Regions from separate parts of the Homo sapiens genome. Here region 1 is linked to region 2. The links are chromatin contacts, found by Hi-C or POLR2A ChIA-PET in ENCODE. All regions are on one chromosome and are shown on one strand. Each heading gives the region's core, a stretch centred on a gene start or an enhancer-like site at or near the end of the contact. The rest is flanking DNA. Distances are from core to core; before and after follow the strand shown. Region 1 has its middle 130 kb from the start of LINC02133. Region 2 overlaps PHKB (phosphorylase kinase regulatory subunit beta).

Region 1 (2,719 bases), core at 76-2,575, 160 kb after region 2:
TCTATTGGCTACAGGAAGCCCAGATTCAAAGGATGGGGTGAAAGACTCTACCTCATGAGGGGAGGAGCCACAGATCACATTGCACAAGGCATTGATACAGGGGGGATAAAAAACTGGGGGTTTGGTTTTTGTTTGCAGTTTATCACACTGGAAGAATTTTATACAGACACTCAGATACAAACAAAAAGCTTGTTTTAGCTGCTGGAATGTATTATAGAAGCAATGATCAGAGTGGTGAGACGAGGGGTCAGAATGTAAAAGAAGATGTTTTTCCTGCACTCTAATTTTAAGCATCCTTTCTCCCAGGGTTCAACCTTGGTTATTTTGCTGTTGTTATTCTCTCCCTTCTTATTTGGCCACATTTTCAAAGAACTGGGATTTTCAGAAGCCTAAGATCATTTAAGATACAGGTTTAAATCCTGTGTGTTTGGAGTCTTTGTACTGTGCAGTTGAGTACTTTTGACTATAATAGTTATTTTTCTAAGATGTTCATACTCACTATTTCTTTGTGGCATTTGAGAAAGTCCTGTCTTCTAATTTAGGATCATCAAATTAAAAAAAATTGAAACGCTCTTCCCCACTCCTCTCCCAAAATTATCTTCTGGCAATATTTGTGGAGCTACAATTTGCACCTCCTGTGAAAGTCTTGAGACTCCAGACCTGGAGCTGCCAATTCAGGAGCCAAGGCGGATGAGGTCTGAGTGAGCTGTTGGACAGTACCTAGGAGGCCGTAGGAAGTGGTGTTGGGTCCTGTGGTAGACCAGCAGTTCTTTACATTTACATTTGCTACCTGTTAACATCACCCAGGGAGTTTTTTATTTTTTTATTTTTTTATGCCCAAGCTGCATTCCAGACTAATTAAAACAAAATCCTTGGGAGTGGAATTCAGGTATTACTATTTTTTTTTAAGTTCCTTGGGCAGTTTTAATATGCAGCCAAATTTAGGAACTAGTGAACTAAGCCAGGATTTCTCAATCTTTAATGTGCAGACAAATGACCTGGGGACCTTGTTAAAATACAGATTCTGACTCATCCTGTCTGGGGTAGGCCTGAGATTCTGCATTTTTGGTAAGTTCCTGAGTGCTGCTGATGCTGTGGGTCCTCAGACCACAGTATGACTAACAGGATGTAAAGTAGAGAGCTCAAGCAGCCTGAAAACTTTTTTTGCAGGGGGCAGGGGACTGGTCTCCTGTATGAACATAATTTGTGCCGACAATTCAAAATTAAGAGATTTCTCATAAAAATGGTTATTTCTGGTTTCTCTTAAAAAAAAAAAATGAAAGTGCCTACAATCCCCAGCTCTGCCTTTCCACACAGACTTGTGCTAAAGAGTGACTGCCCCACAGGAGGGGGTGCAGGTGACTCACCAGGGCAGGCTCTGAAATGCCTTTCCCTGCATTTGTTTATGAATAGGATGAATCTGTCTTTCATTTTTTCCATATAGACTGGCAAGTCGTCTTAGAACGCACAAGCGTACATGTGCGTCCACAGCAAAACCACGAAGTCAAAACACCAGATGATAAAGTGGAAAAGGCAAAAGGAAAAGGGAAAGAATAACAATTCTTTAAAAGTTACATGTGTTTATCAGTAAGGAAGGTTTTGGTTATATCAGAAACTTACTTGAGCTGTTTTAAGGGAAAAAATAAATGAGGGAGAGGCTGGGTGCAGTGGCTCACACCTTAATCCCAGCACTTTGGGAGGCCAAGGCAGGCAGATCACTTGAGGTCAGGAGTTTGAGACCAGCCTGACCAACAGGGTGAAGCCCTGTCTCTACTAAAACTACAAAAAATTAGCTGGGTGTGGTGGCGCACGCCTGTAGTCCCAGCTACTCTGGATGCTGAGGCAGGAGAATCGCTTGAATCTGGCAGGTGGAGATTGCCGTGAGCTGAGATCGCACCATTGCACTCCAGCCTGGATGACAGAGTGAGACCCTGCCTCAAAAAACAAAAACAAAATAAGTGAGGGAGAATTGTAAGCATAGAACGGTGCTCATGGACCCGTGATGCAGCAAGGCTTTCAGGGAAGAATAGAACCAGGGAGGGGCCTGGCTGTCAGCAAGGGGGACCCTTTCCTTGCTTTCATCTCACTCCTCTCTGGACATTCTCCTCCTCCTGTGTCTTTGCTTTCTCGTTCTCCAGTCCACACAGTAGAAAACACAGCCACCAGCAGTACCTGCGTTTACATACCAGGGGCCTTGCTATACATTCCCAATCCATATTCCTGAGGAAGAAATTATAATGGCTCAGCCTGGTAGAGGAGGAGGGACATCGCTGTTAACTGGGAGAACTGGAGGATGTCCAGCGAAGCTTCTGTTATGCTAAGGAAACTTATTGCAATTAAGCATAAACATTGAGCCATCCTATGTGGAGAGAATGAATGCGCTGAAATTCTAGAATGGCCCCAGCCCATCCCAGAGGCAGGGGATAGACAACGAGGTGTCTCGACTCCTTTGCTCCTATGGCATCTTTGCCTTTTGAAGGAGAATCTGTCCAGTTGCAGAGTCAACTATTTCTCAATAATGATAATAATAATAATAATCCTGAAGATGCAGCAAGACCAGCAGTGCTTCACTGATTTTTTTTCCTTTCCAAAAGGCATGCAGAGCATGATAATCACCTGAAGGCAGCAGCTCCTGACAGCCGGCTACAGGCTGGCTTTCATGTTGTGGGTGGCATTAGGTAGATAACCCACAGGAATCGTCTCTGGATCTGAGGTCAGG
Region 2 (2,700 bases), core at 124-2,623:
TGACCCCAGTGGCGATCCGAGGGCAGTTCCCTGGCCACTGGGGTAATGTTCCACGGAGGAGCGGAACTGCCTCTGTTGCATAAAAGAATCCTCAGGGAGGGGAGAGGGGTAACAGGCAGCAGTGAGACCCACCCAGCTCTCACTTTCTTAACACATTGGGTCTCACACTCACAGACTTCTGGCAACAGCTGGGTCCCAGGCAGTCTGCCCTCAGCATGCAAAACTGCCCCTGGTTGTAAGTCCTTCTGCCCAAGACAAAGACCAAGGCTTCCAGGCCACACCCCTCCCAGTTTGCCTGCAAAGCAGGGGCTCCCAGCACCTGCCTCTGTGGCAAAAGCCTGCTTCCTGCTCACCTCTCATTTCTGATCAATGGGGTTTATACCCACAGTAGATTAGATTGCTTATTTTAGTTGGCAGCTTCTTCCAACCTGTGACCACTGTCTGAGTTAGCTGGCAGAATTCTGTGAGGTCCCTTATGAAGTAGGATCAGCAATGGCTTCCCTCCATCCCTGCTAGGGTGTGGGAGTGCACGCAAAACAATTTTTTTTTCTTTTATATGTGAAGTCTTGCTCTGTTGCCCAAGCTGGATTGCAGTGGTGCGATCTTGGCTCACTGCAACCTCCACCTCCCGGGTCCAAGCGATTCTCCTGTCTCAGCCTCCTGAGTAGCTGAGATTACAGGCATGCACCGCCACACCCAGCTAATTTTTGTATTTTTAGTAGAGACAGGGTTTCGCCATGTTGACCAGGCTGGTCTTGAACTCTTGACCTCAGGTGACCCACCCGTTTCAGCCTCCCAAAGTTCTGGGATTACAGGCATGAGCCATCACTTCTCATATGCTCCTTGTGGCTCACCAAATCAGCACCAGTGCTTGGTAGGGTTGAGACATTCCCCTGTGGCCTGGATTGCCCAGTTCCCCAGTGTCAATGTGTAATCATGGAGGCAGTCTCCCCGCTTTCACACCCTGGAGACATATTTTCACCTGACTCACCATGTAGGTTGCCACCCACAGCTTTCAAAGTGTCTGAAGTTTCTTTCATTTTTTCTGTTGAGTTACTGTGTTTCTTCTTGGATAAAAGTTTACAGCATAAATCTCTGCACGTTATTTTGCTCTTTGCAAGTGGGTGAGGCATGCTAACAATGCCTCCAATCTGGAGCCTGGGTAGTTTATAAAGAAAAGAGGTTTATTTGGCTCACAGTTTTGCAGGCTGTATATACAAGAAGCTCAGGACAGAAGACTAAGTGGAACTGGAGTATAGAAATCACATGACAAGAGAGGGAATAATAGGTGCCAGGTTCTTTTCAACAACCAGTTCTCACGGGAACTCAGACTAAGAACTCACTCAATCCCATGGGAATGACACCAAGCCATTCATGAGGATCCTGACACCTCCCACCTTGCCACACCTCCAACATTGGGGATCAGATTTCAACATGAGACTTGGCAGGATCAAACAAACCACATTCAAATCATAGCATATGTCATCTGCAAAGAAACAGTTTCATTTCTACCTTTCTCAGCTATATTCTTTTTATTTCCTTTTCTTGCCCTATTTTACCACATAGAACTTCCAGTACTATGTTAGTCATGGTGAGAGCAGACATTTTTGTTTTGAGAGGGAGCATTCAGTTTTTCTTTCACCATCAAGTAGAGTTAGCTGTAGAAGTTTTGTAAATCAAATTGCAGAATTTATACAAATGGCCAACAAGCATGTGAAAAAATGCTCAACATCACTAATCATCAGAGAAATGCAAATTAAAACCACAGTGATATATTGTTACACCAGTCAGAATAGCTGTTATTAAAAAGTCAAAAACTAACATATTGGAAGGGTTTGGAGAAAAGGGAACACTGATACATTGTTGGTGGGAATGTAAATTAACACAACCTCTATGGAAAACAGTATGGAGGTTTCTCGAATAACTTAAAATAGCACTACCTTTCAATCCAGTAATCCCACTACTGGATATCTACCCAAAAGAAAGGAAATTATTATATCAAAAAGATAACCTGTACTCATATGTTTATCGCAGCATAATTCACAATTGCAAAGATATGAATCAACCTACGTATTCATCAACAGATGATTGGATAAAGAAAATGTGTATATGTACACAAAAAAATACTGTTCAGCCATAAAATGAATGAAATCACATCTTTTATAGCAACATGGATGACACTGGAGGCTATTATCTTTAGTAAAACTAAACTAACTCAGAAAGAGAAAGTCAAATACTATATATTCTCACTTAAAAGTGGGAGCTAAATAATGTGTACACATGGACATAGAGTGTGGAATGATAGACATTGGAGCCTGGAGAGGGTGGAAGGGTGGGAAGAGTTTGAAGGATAAGAAATTACTTAATAGATACAATGAACATTATTCAGGCAATGGTTACACTAAAAGCCCAGGCCTGATGTGGTGGCTAATGCCTGTAATCCCAGCACTTTGGGAGGCCGAGACAGGCGGATCACCTGAGGTTGGGAGTTCAAGACCAGCCTGATCAACATGAAGAAACCCTGTCTCTACTAAAAATACAAAATCAGCCGGGTGTGGTGGTGCATGCCTGTACTCCCAGCTACTCAGGAGGCTGAGGCAGGAGAATCACTTGAACCCGGGAGGCGGAGGTTGTGGTGAGCCGAGATCGCGCCATTGCACTCCAGCTTGGGCAACAAGAGCGAAACTCTGTCTCAAAAAA

The links. A loop is a pair of places that touch in the nucleus more often than their neighbours do. ChIA-PET counts read pairs that join two places held with the same protein, here RNA polymerase II (POLR2A). Pooled maps may share reads with other maps.
Region 1: a pooled map shows a loop between it and region 2 (11-fold over the local background). The contact joins two enhancer-like sites. A Hi-C loop is called at or near these places in 5 of 50 pooled maps. POLR2A ChIA-PET finds 5 or more read pairs at or near these places in 3 of 52 experiments (A673, Caco-2 and T-cell).

What each region holds. Positions count from the first base shown.
Region 1 is chr16:47,731,591-47,734,309 of GRCh38, forward strand. No RefSeq gene overlaps it. Among named protein-coding and RNA genes, the nearest start is that of LINC02133, 130 kb to the right of the region's middle. RefSeq lists an enhancer at 2,124-2,719. Within about 2 kb of position 1,326, at least 4 of the 41 ENCODE cell types and tissues checked have a DNase peak (open chromatin) inside an H3K27ac peak, as active enhancers do.
Region 2 is chr16:47,573,383-47,576,082 of GRCh38, forward strand. All of the region lies in intron 7 of PHKB (phosphorylase kinase regulatory subunit beta), which reads left to right. Among named protein-coding and RNA genes, the nearest start is that of PHKB, 110 kb to the left of the region's middle. Within about 2 kb of position 1,374, at least 2 of the 41 ENCODE cell types and tissues checked have a DNase peak (open chromatin) inside an H3K27ac peak, as active enhancers do.